2 separate regions of the Homo sapiens genome follow, and region 1 is linked to region 2. A link is a contact called in ENCODE Hi-C data. All regions are on one chromosome and are shown on one strand. The core of a region is the stretch at or near the end of the contact, and the rest is flanking DNA. Distances in the headings are between cores, read along the strand shown.

What was found. A loop is a pair of places that touch in the nucleus more often than their neighbours do. Pooled maps may share reads with other maps.
Region 1: a map of psoas muscle shows a loop between it and region 2 (13-fold over the local background). The contact joins two enhancer-like sites. A Hi-C loop is called at or near these places in 5 of 168 maps with a recorded cell type or tissue (Right ventricle myocardium inferior, ascending aorta, gastrocnemius medialis and 2 more) and 3 of 50 pooled maps.

Annotation. Positions count from the first base shown.
Region 1 is chr11:93,564,580-93,571,344 of GRCh38, forward strand. No RefSeq gene overlaps it. Among named protein-coding and RNA genes, the nearest start is that of SMCO4, 25 kb to the left of the region's middle. Within about 2 kb of position 2,957, at least 10 of the 41 ENCODE cell types and tissues checked have a DNase peak (open chromatin) inside an H3K27ac peak, as active enhancers do; they include ascending aorta, gastrocnemius medialis and psoas muscle, where a contact is called at or near this core.
Region 2 is chr11:93,528,315-93,534,576 of GRCh38, forward strand. All of the region lies in intron 1 of SMCO4 (single-pass membrane protein with coiled-coil domains 4), which reads right to left. Among named protein-coding and RNA genes, the nearest start is that of SMCO4, 12 kb to the right of the region's middle. Within about 2 kb of position 1,462, at least 21 of the 41 ENCODE cell types and tissues checked have a DNase peak (open chromatin) inside an H3K27ac peak, as active enhancers do; they include ascending aorta, gastrocnemius medialis and psoas muscle, where a contact is called at or near this core.

The DNA.
Region 1 (6,765 bases), core at 1,707-4,206, 38 kb after region 2:
TCAAAAAAAAAAAAAAAAGAAATAGAAAAAGAAATCCGGGCCTGCTAAATTATTAAATATTGACCTGAGTAGATGGTCATTACTTAGAAGAAATGTATGGGCTGTTTTTTTTTTTAGCATTTATTACTTAATATTCATAAGATACATTTATCAACTCATTTGTCATATACATATTGAGCCTCTGTTCCTTGCACATACCATGCACTGGTGTAGTAAACAAGACAGTGGTGAGGAAGATGCCATCACAAAGCTTACAAAACATTCCAGATGGGGAAATAGACAAGCACAATAAAAGACATAAACATGACCGTGAAAGGCTCCAGTAAATTATCAGCAAGAACCCATCAGCAGAAAAGGACATCATAACTGGAGAAAGTTGCTTAGATTGGGTAGTCAAGGGCAGCCTCTCCAAAGAGGTGATATTTGAGCTGACACCTGGTGGGTGCACACAAGCCAACTGTGAGAAGAGCTGGAGCTAGCATTTCCAAGGCCAAGGGGACAGCGAGTACAAAGGCCCTGGGGGTAGGAAAGAGCTCTGCGAGCATTTGGAACAGAAAGGAGCAAAGTACGGCTGCCACATAAATTAGAGAGGAGGAGAGATAAGGTTGTCATGAAGATTAAATGAAATTCTAGCTAATTCTGGTTGGTATTTTTTTAAAAAAAGATTAAATGAGAGTAAGCATATAAAGTGCTTAGTGGATGCTCAATAAATGCAGTCTATTTTTCATCATCATCATCATCATCGTCATCATCATATCAGTTTGGACAGATAGGAGATAGATCATGTAGATCACTGCAGCCCATGATAAGAAATTTGGGTTTTAATCTAACAACAATTCTGAGTTATTAATGGGCTTTTAGCTGGTAAGGGACATGGTCTGATTTATTGTTTTAAAAGATCACCTGGCTGCTCTGTGCAGGGGGATTAAAGCAGGGTACAGAAGAAAAGGGGAGATAGTTGGGAGGTCTTTGTAATAATCTGGACAGGAACTTAATAACACAAAATGTTTAAACATCCATCTTTTATTTTGTTCATAAAGATGAAATCTATATGTTTTAAGTCTGCTACACAATTTTCACAATTTTGACAGAAGATGTTTGTATTTTCTGATGCCCATGTTTAGTTATGAACATATTTATGTTGGTCTCTCAAGAAGCCCACTGTGGTGTTTTCCACTTCCAGCGACCAATTCACTAATTTTCTGAGAAGCAACTGAGCGTCCTATGATTCAACTAAATTCCAACACTACTCAGAGTTAGTGTCAGATCCCACAAGGTAAAGGCTCAGTCTCACAGTACTACTCGCACTGCAGACACCAGTCACAGGTCCCACGGCACCTGTACTTCTGACTGACTGGCTATAAATCAGGAGTTCCCATGACCCCTCCTAAGGTTTGATAATTTGCTAGGATGGCTCACAGAACTCAGGAAGGCATCTTACTTACATTTATCAGTTTATTATAAAGGATACAACTCAGAAGCAGCCAAATGGGAGATGCAGAGGAGCAAAAAAGGAAGGGTAGCAGGTAGAGTTTCCATACTCTCTCTAGAAGCACGACCCTCCCAGCACCTCAACATGCTCACCAACGTGGAAGCTCTCCAAATCCCAAAGTTTAGGAGTTTTTATGGAGGTTTCATCATATAGGGAACCTCTCTCCCCCTTCCCAGAGGTTAGGGTTTGGGGCTGAAAATTTCAGGCTGCTTATCAAGGTTTGGTCTTTCTGGTGACTACCCCCATCCAAGAGCCTACCAAGAGTTATCTCATTAGAACAAGAGATGTTCCTATCACTCCAGAGGTTCCAAGGGATATGGGAGCTGTGTGTCAGAAACCCTGGGCAAAGACCAAATACATATTTCTTATTATGCCACACCACCATTGGATTAATTTAACTATTTTTATGAGAATACTCTTGTTAATTGCATTTAGAATAAAATACAAGATAAATACATAAAATATGTGAATAGTCTATAAATAGCTGGTAAGAACTGCTAGAATTGCATACCCTATGTGGGGTCAACCTTGTTATTTTGTAATAACTCATTGACTTCCCTGGGTATTACCCTGCATAGGATTATTAGCTCCCAAAGAGCGGGCCCAGTGACTTTTTGCCTTTTTATTGGCAAATGCTTGGCATAATCCCTGGCACATAATAAGTGCTCAATAAATATTTCCCAAATGCATGAATGAATACTATGGAAACACTGCAGTGGAAATGGTCCCACACCACTGCATTCCCGCCTGGGTGACTCTATTTATTGATTTATTTATTTTAGAGCCAGGTTGGCATTAATTTATTTTAGAGCCAGGTCCTTTCCCTCAAGAAACTATTGAAGTAATTGTGGGTTTTGCCACTGAAAGTAATGGCAAAACCATTACTTCTGCACCAACCTAATAGAAACCATTTGGGAAGAAAATAGAGACATGAATACTTAAATAATAATTCTTTTCACAACCGTCACAAGACAGAGATACCAATATGTGGTGAAAGCTCTTAGACTTTGGAGTTAACCTGGACTCTCAATGTGTGTGCTCACTGTGTGCTCTTCGGTGAGTTACTTCATCTCTCTTCACTTTCATGTCTTTTCCTGCAAAGGGTGCTTGTGAGAGACAGATAATTCAGAAAAAGAGCTTAGGGACAGCACCTGAAACAAAGAAAATGCTATCAATTTGAATCCCAAAAAGGATATCATTTTTGTCCTGAATAACACTGGAGCCAAGGCCAGAATATTTGTTTGGGTTAATAAGAAACAAGATTAATAATGAGAAGACGGAAGGCCTGTGTGATTTGGCATCCTGTGAATCTCGGAGGCTTAGCCTCAACCCAGCTGGGAGGTCTCCGGTCGTCAAAAGAGCAACTCACATTGGCAGCCCCTGCTGTGACACCAGGACCTTGGCGGGTCCTCCTGGGGCCCTGCTGTGAAGTGTTGGCTTGGGAATGACCCAGGGCATGGCTGTGGCTGAACCATCTCCAAGAAGCCAGCTTCTCTGCTTTTGGCTGGAGGGAGGTTTGGGTGTCCACTACTGCCAATTTCAGCTGGGCACTTGCCACGTTTTGGCAGCGAAGCTCTGGGAAAATGTGACCTCTTGTTTTACTATATTCTGCACAGGCTCATTGCCAGAGCTGGATTTTGGCCTGCACCATGGAGCTGGTGCACAGCAAGGAAGCAGTGGCTGCTTTACGGAGTGAGTGATTCATTAGCCTAGGCTCCACCCAAGTAGTGTCAAGCAAGCTAACGCTGCCTGTCTGGCCTGTCACCCCTACTCCAGCTGGAATATGGTGCCCACCCAGTAGTTTTCCCTTGCTGTCTTTGCAATACCATGAATTCAAAATGCTGAAAACAAGGCTCAGAGCCAAACCATCATTCTTCCCCTCAGTCCCATCCCTCACCCACCCTTTCCAAACTAACAAAAGTATGTTGCACTTCAGAAAACCAAACAAGAGAAGCCCAGCAGAAAGTAAAGGTGATGTGCCAAGGTGCTCAACCCTTGACACATCAAATTCTTCAACTGCACTCAAATGCTGACACATTTCTAGAGCATGACATTTTTACATAAAAATGAATATGATTATGGGACTCCTTTCTAAGGTTGCCCCAAATCTAGTTCAATGATGCAACCCGTTGCCCTTCCTGTCAATTGTCCATTGTTTCTTCTTTCTATTTACATAACATATTCATTTAAATTAGAATTTATTGTATATTTTATCTTTACTATAAGGAGACAGAATATCATGGTATTGAAGTCCAAGTGATAAAGTCTGATTGCCTGGGTTGGAATCACAGCCACAACACTTACTAATAGGTAACCTAGAGTAAGTTATATAACCTCTCTGTGCCTCAGTTGCCTCATCTGTAAAAATGGGATAAATGGAGTTTTCATGAAGCACAAATAAAATTATTCATGTAAAATACTAAGAGGAGCACCTGAAATACAGGAAGCTCTCAGTGAACACTTGTATTTGGTTTTGAGTATTTGCCAGTAACATTGTTATTCCCAAAACTTCTGATCAGTTATATATATCGTTACCTCTTTTCATTCTTTAGCTCTACTGAGTACAAATATAACAGGCATTTCATTCATTCATTTATCAAACTTTCTAATAGAAAATTTAAGTATTTTAACTTACGATGATTGTACTATTTAGGATTCTCCAGGATATATAGAGAGCTATCCTATATATAGGACACATATAGGAAATTTATAGGAATTGGCTTATGTGATTATGGAGGCTGAGAAGTCCCACAACCCGACATCTATAAGCTGGAGAACCAAGAAAGCCAGTGGTGTAATTTAGTGTACATTGGAACTTCAGCCTTTGGACTGAGATAAGGGGGTAATGGTGTCAATTCCAGCCCAAAGGCCAAAGAACCAGAAGTGCCAATGTCCAGGGTAGGAGAAGATGGATGTCCCAACCTAAGCAGAAAAAACAAATCTGTCCTTCCTCCACTTTTATGTTCTCTTCAGGCCCTCAACAGATTGGAGAATGCCCTCCTGCATTGGTAAGGTCGATCTTCTTTACTCAGTCTACTAATTAAAATACTATTCTCTTCCAGAAACACCATATCAGACACACTCAGAAATAATGTTTTACCAGCTATCTGGGCATCCCTTAGCCCAGACAAGTTGACACATAAAATTAAACAACGCAATCATGACAAAAATAATATTAAATAGTAGCAGTTAATATTTATTTAGTGTTTTCTGTGTGCCAGGCTCTACACTCAGCTATTTATACATATTATCTCATTTCATCTTCATTATTAATGGATTCAAGAGTCTGGACACAGATGGTGCTGGTGTAAGACTAAAGTTTTCACCAGCCTAAAATAAGGATGTTAGAAAGTATTTTTCTTTTTAAAGATATTTCTGTTTAAGGAAATTTATCTTTCTCACTTTTTGGTGTTAGATACTCTTCCTTTTATGGTGACAGTAGATGATAGTTTCTTTTCTGGAACATTCTTACTTGAAAAAATAAAAGGTTAGTACTAGACTTTGGTTTGGATGCATTAAATACAAAAGTCTAAAATCTGTTTCTCACCACAACTCTGTGATATAGATGTTATTATTCCTATTATATAGATAAGAAGCCAAGGCTCAGAGAGGTTAGGTGACTTGCCCAAGGTCACACAGCCAGCAAATGTAGAACCTGGATGCAATCTCAGGATCTAGTTCTTAATTCCTTGACAATCACATTTATTAGTACCTACTACATACAGGACACATATCTCATTTCACTCCCTCAGCAGCCCTGTGAGGAAGTGAGATTCCCTTTTACAGAATAATGGAACTTGCAGAGTTTAAGCATTTGCCATAATTCCACAGTTTGAAAATACGAGGGCAGGATTGGAGCACAGAGCTCTGATTCTAGCTCCCTTTCTCTTTGCAACTACCATGTGCCACACACCATAACAAAAGCTAGACCTATCACAGATAGCTAAGAAACGTGCTCTGTCCTCAAAGGCTCACAGTCTCAGCAGAGACTGTCAACAATTTATTATCATGCCCAAATAAGCACTATAGTGAGGTGTGTCTAAGGCACTTTAAGAGCACTAAGAAGGGAAAAATTAATTCTGAGGCTTTTGCAAACATTTCTGACAACATCATAATATCTTGCTATATCATATTTAAAGAATCCCATGTGAAACTTTGGATTTCATGTGACTGCTTTTTATGAACATTTGGCAGGAAAATCTTTTCCATTAACATGTTTTTGCATTATATGATGCCCTGATTAGTTAACTTGGTGAGAATTTTCTGGCATCTTGTAGACTAACACATTATTTTTTAGTAGCGACAGGGTCTTGCTACATTGCCCAGGTTGGTCTCGAACTCCTAGCCTCAAGTGATCCTCCCACCTCAGCCTGTCAAAGTGCTGGCATTAGAAGCATGAGCAATCACACCCAGCCCCATATTTTATTTTTAAAGTTAGAAAGGATTTTTAATAACAAACACATACACAAAAAAACATAAAACACTAAATCCTCCAGCTTCTGTTGTATCCCAAAGTAACAAAACATTTCTCCTTGTGTCTTTAACTATGGCTAAAGACTGAAGAGAACTTGATTCAGCTTGATTTTTCAGCTGATCGAGCCTCAGCTCTGCATTCTGATTTTTATCTAATAGTTCTTAAATAATAAAATACAAGGAAATACAAATGCACTAGCAAATGAAAGTTAAATCATACCAGGGCAGGCTGGAGGGGTGGCATAAAGGCTGCATTTCACTTTAAACCCTAAAACAAACAGCAGGTGAAATGTCTTCAGGTCAAACTCTTCCCTCCAAATTGCACTGTGGAGGCTGAGTCAGACACGCTGAGCACAGGGAACTCTCACTGACGTCAGTGCATATTTGGAGAATCAGCTATTAAAGCTGCAGTCAGGCAGGCAGCTCTTGCAGCAAAATTGTGCCCTTGGACTTTGCCTTTGAGGGTTAATGTCTCACTGTGTTTTCAAAAGTGTGGGCAGCCAACTGGCTTTCGACATAGGGTATTGGGAATTGGCAAGTCAAAATCTTTGGAGAGAGATATGTTTCCTGGCCTAATAGGGCAAATGCCTCCGCAATTTATAGTGTCCTTGAATCTCATTCACTCAAAGTAAATGATTCTCTGACCCAAGAAGACTTAGAGGCTAGGCTTGCATCGTTCTATAGATTTTTTTTTATTAATCCATTTCCTAAGGGTCCATTTACTCTTTAACAAATATTTATTGAGGACTTGCTATAAGCAAGGTCCAGATACATGGAAAAGCAAGCAGAGACAGGTATGT
Region 2 (6,262 bases), core at 212-2,711:
CCTTTGTTCAAGGAAAGGATAAAAAGTTGTGTGAAACTTGAGAAAAGAACAAGGAGATCAGGTTGAGCAACTGGAGACACCCGCCTCCAGAGCCAGAATGGAGATTTAGCCAAATCCTCCACCACCTGCTCGTCTCTGCCTCCAAGTTGGCCCAGAAAGCAAGAACTCTGGGGGTCTGGCCAGACAGGCCATCAGGGAGCACCAGGGCTGAAGCATGTTGAGTTCTGGGGAAGCCCTGTATTTATCAGGCTGGCTGGGATAAAAAGTTCATGTTCCCTGTGCCTAAACCGGCTCTACCTTCCAGGAGCTCGCACTGTGACCAGGGAGACAGTGCAAGGGGCTGCCCAGAGTGGGTGGAGAGGTGAAGGGAGACCCCCATGCCAATCATTTCATCCAACCCTCTAGATTAAAGATGAGAGAACTGAGGCCCAGGGAGGCAAGTAACTTATCGAAGGCAGCAGTGATGAAATCAGAACTTAATGTTCCAGTACCAATCTGGATACCAGAAGACCAACTTCTCAGGGTTCTAAGTGAAATCACAGCATGCCGCCTACTCAGAGCCCAGCAAAGATGCCAGGGCCCACATCCAATACATCCTGTCCATCAACAAGTACGTATTTACTAGATGTTGGGGGCATGTCAGCAGAGACAAAAGCCACCCCTGGGCATAGGACAAGGAGGCTGTCTTATGGGAGGGGAACACGTGGAGCCCTGTCTGGCTCCCACTCGTGGGCAAGGCCTTTCTGTTCTAACTATAACAAGGAAGCAAAGCCTGCCTCCACAGATTCTGAAGGAACACTACCTGAGTCAAAACTTCCTGTAGCACTCTGGCAGAGAAAGGCTGTGCAATTTAAAAGGCAGTTCCTCTAAGGAAGCTCTTTTGATGTGCTAAGGAAAGAACACCCTAAAAATAACTTCTGGAATTACACACTCACAAAACACATTTGTAACACTCACTTTTCTAGCTAGGAATCATCTTCACAACTTTCATTTTGGATGGGTGTGTTTTGTTTGGGAGGAAGGAGGGGCCCCAAAGGCAACTCCTGAAACACTACGGAAGAGCAGCTGCTCCTGGCACTGGAGAATTCTATTTTCATCTCCACTTACACATAATTATCTTCTAAAGCGATGCTCCCCAGAGGGGTCACAATGACATCGGCCTCCCAGATAACCTCCCCAAGCAGGCTGCTTCTGGCACTATCTTGGTAAGTGGAGGCAGGAGAGTCTGAAATCAGGCCCCCGCACAGCCCAGAGAGAGTCTGAAATCAGGCCCCCATATAGCCCACTTCCCCCGAGCCCTCATTACACAAGGGCCAGGCCCCTTCCTTTGGAGGCAAAAAGGAAATTAAATGTCAACCAAATAAGGATATTTCCCTTTAACTCCAAGGCCAAGGAATCTGAAGTAGTGATTCCCCCAGTAACTGGGCAAACTGAACCGACGACACAGGCCACAGACCAGCAGGCCAGGCCCGCTGAGGGCCAGCCTCCGCCTGGAGTTCCTTCTTCTTTTTAATGACCAATACTCAGATTGCAGGCTGAAGTGTTTTTATGACAAATAAGAACAACAATGTGTGAACACTTTGTAGGCCAGTAACAAGGCTGGCAGCAGAGGGCCCTGGGCCCACGTACCAAGACCACACAGCCATCTACTCACTGTCTCCAAAGGTCCTCTTGGATGTTCCTCCCTGTCCCACATTTTCAAGGCCAAATGTGGCCTGCTGACCAGGAGAGCTGACTCAACTCTTTTCACAGCATAGTGATTTTATACACAGAAGAATCCTGGAAGCCCAGAAGAATCCACATAGCTTGCACACTGACCTTGGCATTTTCTAAATCTACCCAGGTTAAAGACCACCTGAATGGCAGGCATGGCGTTCACCAGGCAGGCCCAAGGCTGAAGGGGTCGTGGGGGGAAGAGCCCACCAGTTCACACGTGTGAGGCCCTGCAGCTCACAGCAGGGCAGCTAAGCACACAGTTTCCTAGCAATTCCTGCCACCACAGCCTTGTCTGTTTGCTCTCTCTTCTTCGTGTTTGTGGTTTATGTGTGGGTGGGTGGGTAGGTGAAAAGCATACAGAAAGGAAAGGGTGGTGGATCAAGGGTCAGTACAGCACTAACATTTTTTAAAAACCTGCCTAGAAACAGCTGCTGCAAAATATCTAGGCACACACACAGCTCAGCTACATCCATCTGAACTTAGAAAAGTCCTCAATGAGCTGGCCCACACTACCTGCTTTCATTCATGCTCACAGGCACAACAGTGGCTCCCATCTTACTAGAACAAAGGCCACAGTCCACGCAAAGAAGGACCTCTTGATCCTCATCCTCTTCTTTACTCCCAACCTCTCCCTTTCCTCCCCTGACACAATGGACTCAAATTGTACTGTCCCTACACTTCAGGGCCTCTGCCTGTGCTGTCCCCTTCACACAGAATCCTCTTCCTCCACACAGCAGCTCCTCCCTCTCTCCCCCTTCTCCAGCCCCAAGTGCACACATTCCTTCTCAGCAAAGCCCTCCTTGACCACCTCACCTTCCCCTCTGCTGCGGGACTCTTCCACTTTTTCAGCAGTCACCAATATCTCACATACCACCTGGACAGAACAGAGTCCCAAAAAACTCATGTCCACCTGGAACCTCAGAATATGAGCTTATTTAGAAATAGGGTCTTTGCAGATATAATATTTTAAGATGAGTGTGATGGTTAATTTCATGTGTCAACTTGACTGGGCCATGGGTGCCCAGACTTTTGGCCAAAGATTATTCCTTGTATGTCTGTGAGGATGTTTTCTGGATACAATTAACATTTGAATGGGTAGACTGAATAAAGCAGAATGCCTTCCCTCATCTGGGTGGACTTCATCTAATCAAATGAAGATCTGAACAGAACAAACAGCCTGAGTAAGAGGGAATTCCTCTTGCAGTGTATGTAAGCTTGAGCTGGGACATTGGTCTTTTCTGCCTTTGGACTGACCTGAACTGAGAAACTGGCTCTTCCTGGGTCTCAAGCCTGCTGGCTTTTGGACTAGAACTTACACCATTGGCTCTTCTGGAACTCAAGGTCTCAGTACCTGGATTGGAACTGACACCATTGGCTCTCCTGGGTCTCAAGGCCTCAGTACTTGGATTGGAACTTACACCATTGGCTCTCTGGGGTCTCAAACTTGCTGACTGCAGCTCTTAGGACTTCTTAACCTTCATAAACATGTGAGCCAACACCTTATAATGAATCTCTTTATATACATACACATAACCCTATTGGTTCTGTTTCTCTGCAGAACTCTAACACAATGAGGTCATACTGATGCATAGTAATGTGCAGACAGGTAACACTAATTAATATATTGTACACTTAAAAATGGTTAAGATGGTAAATTTTATGGGGTTTTTTGCCACAGTTTTAAAAAAAGGCAGTTGTGAAAGGAAAATAAATCTTGGGGCCCCCAAATCACTAAGCTAAAGGGAAAAGTCAAGCTGGGAACTGCTTAGGCAAACCTGCCTCCCTTTCTTTTCAAAGTCGCCCCTCTGCTCCCTGAGATAAATGCATATCTGCTTGCTTCCTTTGGAGAGGCTAATCAGAAACTCAGAAGAATGCAACCATTTGTCTCTTATCTACCTATAAGCTGGAAGCCCCTGCCCCATTTCGAGTTGTCCCACCTTTCTGGACCAAATCAATGTTCATCTTACATACACTGATTGTCTCATATCTCCCTAAAATGTATAAAACCAAGCTGTGCTCAGACCCCCTTGGGCACATGTCATCAGGACCTTCTGAGGCTGTGTCACAGGTGCATGTCACAGGCGCATGTCAAAATAAACTCCCTAAACTGATTGAGACCTGTCTCAGATATTCAGAGTTCACACAGTCATACTAGAATAGGGTGGGCCCTAATCCAATGACTAGTGTCCTTATAAGAAAACAGAGACACACACCGTAATGGTTAATTTTAGATGTCAACTTGACTGAACTAAAAGATATCCAGATAGCTAGTAAAGTACTACATCATCTGGGTGTTTCCAGAACAGACTGGTATTTGAATCAGGCAACTGAGTAAGAAAGACTTGCACCAGCACATCCTGCCCCCAAACCCCCAGGTTCTCAGGTCTTCAACCTCAAACTGAGACTTACACCATCAGCTTTCCTAGTTCTGAGGCTTTTAGACTTGGACGGAGTCCCGCTGCCAGCCTTCCTTGTTCTCCAGCCTGCAGACACCCTGTCACAGGCCTTCTCAGCCTCCAAAGTCATGTGAGCCAATTCCCCTAATAAATCCCCTCTCATCTATCTGTCTATGTCCTATTGGTTCTGTCTCTCTGGAGCACCCTGACTCATACACAGACACAGGGGAATGCCATGAGACAGCAGAGGCAGAGACTGAAGCTATGCTCCCACAAGCCAAGAATACCAAGGACGGCCAGCAACCACCAGAAGCTGGAAGGGAGGCATGGAACAGACTCCCCTCAGAGCCCCCAGATCCATGGGAAAACATACTCCTGCTGTTTAAGCCACTCAGTTTCTGGCACTTTGTTACAGCAGCCCTGGGAACCTAATAAACATGTCGTGTATTTTAATCACTATTGTCTGTCATCCTCACTAGAAAATAGGCCCCATGAGAACAGGATTTTGGCTCCTTCTGTTCAGTGCAAAATCACCAACACCTAGAACAGTGTATTTCCTGAATGAATTCTGAGTGAAGGAGGATAAGCTTAAAGGCAGGCAGGGGTGCTATACTAATCCCAGAGGGCCAAACGGAGAGGCAGATGTTCTCTTTTCAGAGACACGAGAGCCAGGGAAAGACTGAATTGGATCTTGCTCATTTATTCGATAAATAATACTGACTGCCACACCAGTCCCCAGGAGAGCTGCTCCATGCAGGAAAAACTAACGACATACATGGTGTGGTGGGAAAGAGGGAGCAGGATCCAGTCTTTGCCCTCCCCTTGATTACAGGTGACCAGGGGAATGAAACCAGCAGACATCAACCTGTGGCTGGCACTGTAGGAATAGAAGAACATGCATATCTCAACCTCATCTCACAAGAACCTTGGGAGGAGTAAACGGCAGACCTTTGTAAAGTGCCTAACACCATGTCTCTTTCCTGCATCTGGCTATAAGCAACACATGGCAGTGCAGGGAAGAAGGGAAAGAAATCTCAACTCCCCAGAGCACAGAGAGCTGGGCCTACTTGTGCTCTGTCCTGGCCATCTGTGTAGCTTGAGGCAGACACTTTGGCTTTCAGGGCCCCACTCAGCCACCTCGAAATAAAGGGTAGAGGTTGCACTAGCAATCCCCTAACCCTCAGTCTATCTAAAAAAAGAGAAAAGGCCTCTGCGTGTGGGGCTCTGATGTGCACAAAGGAGGGGATTCTGCAGGAGCAATGGTATTGGAAGAGAACATCCCAACTCAACTCTCCTGCCCCACCTAAGGCCTCCACCGAAGCCTCCCACCTTCATCCCTTTTAATTCCCATAGCCCCCACCCTCATCTGCCCCGACAGCTACTAATCTCCTGACCTCTTCTCTTTAATGTTACCAGATTAAGTCTACTTATGTAATATGCAAATATGATATGTAGTCACTCATTTTAAAACAGTTATTAGCCAGGTGTGGTAGCTCACGCCTGTAATCCCAACACTTGTGGAGGCCAAGGTGGGCAGATCACTTTAAGTCCAGGGTTCAAGACCAGCCTGGCCAACAAACACAGTGAAACCCCATCTCTACTAAAAATACAAAAATTAGCCAGGCGTGGTGGCGCACACCTGTAATTCCAGCTACTAGGGAGGCTGAGGCAGGAGAATTGCTTGAACCTGGGAGGCAGAGGTTGAAATGAGCTAAGATCGCGGCACAGCACTCCAGCCTGGGCGACAAAATGAGACTCCGTCTCAAAAAAAAAAAAAAAATATATATATACACACACACACACACACACACACACACACACACACACACACACACAAACACATATATATATACATATATACACACACACATATATATACATATATACACATATATACACATATACATATATACACATATATATACACATACATATATATATATATATATAGAGAGAGAGAGAGAGAGAGATACATATATATATGGAAAAGGGAACACAAATAGGTGGAGTTACTTACAATTACCAAGTACTAATTAGGTAATATGCTGAGAGATTTATAAACATTATTCTTTTAATCTTCACAACAACCCTGTGAGGCAGGTACTAATTATTATTCCTAACTTACAGGGAAAAGCTGAGGCCCAGGGAGA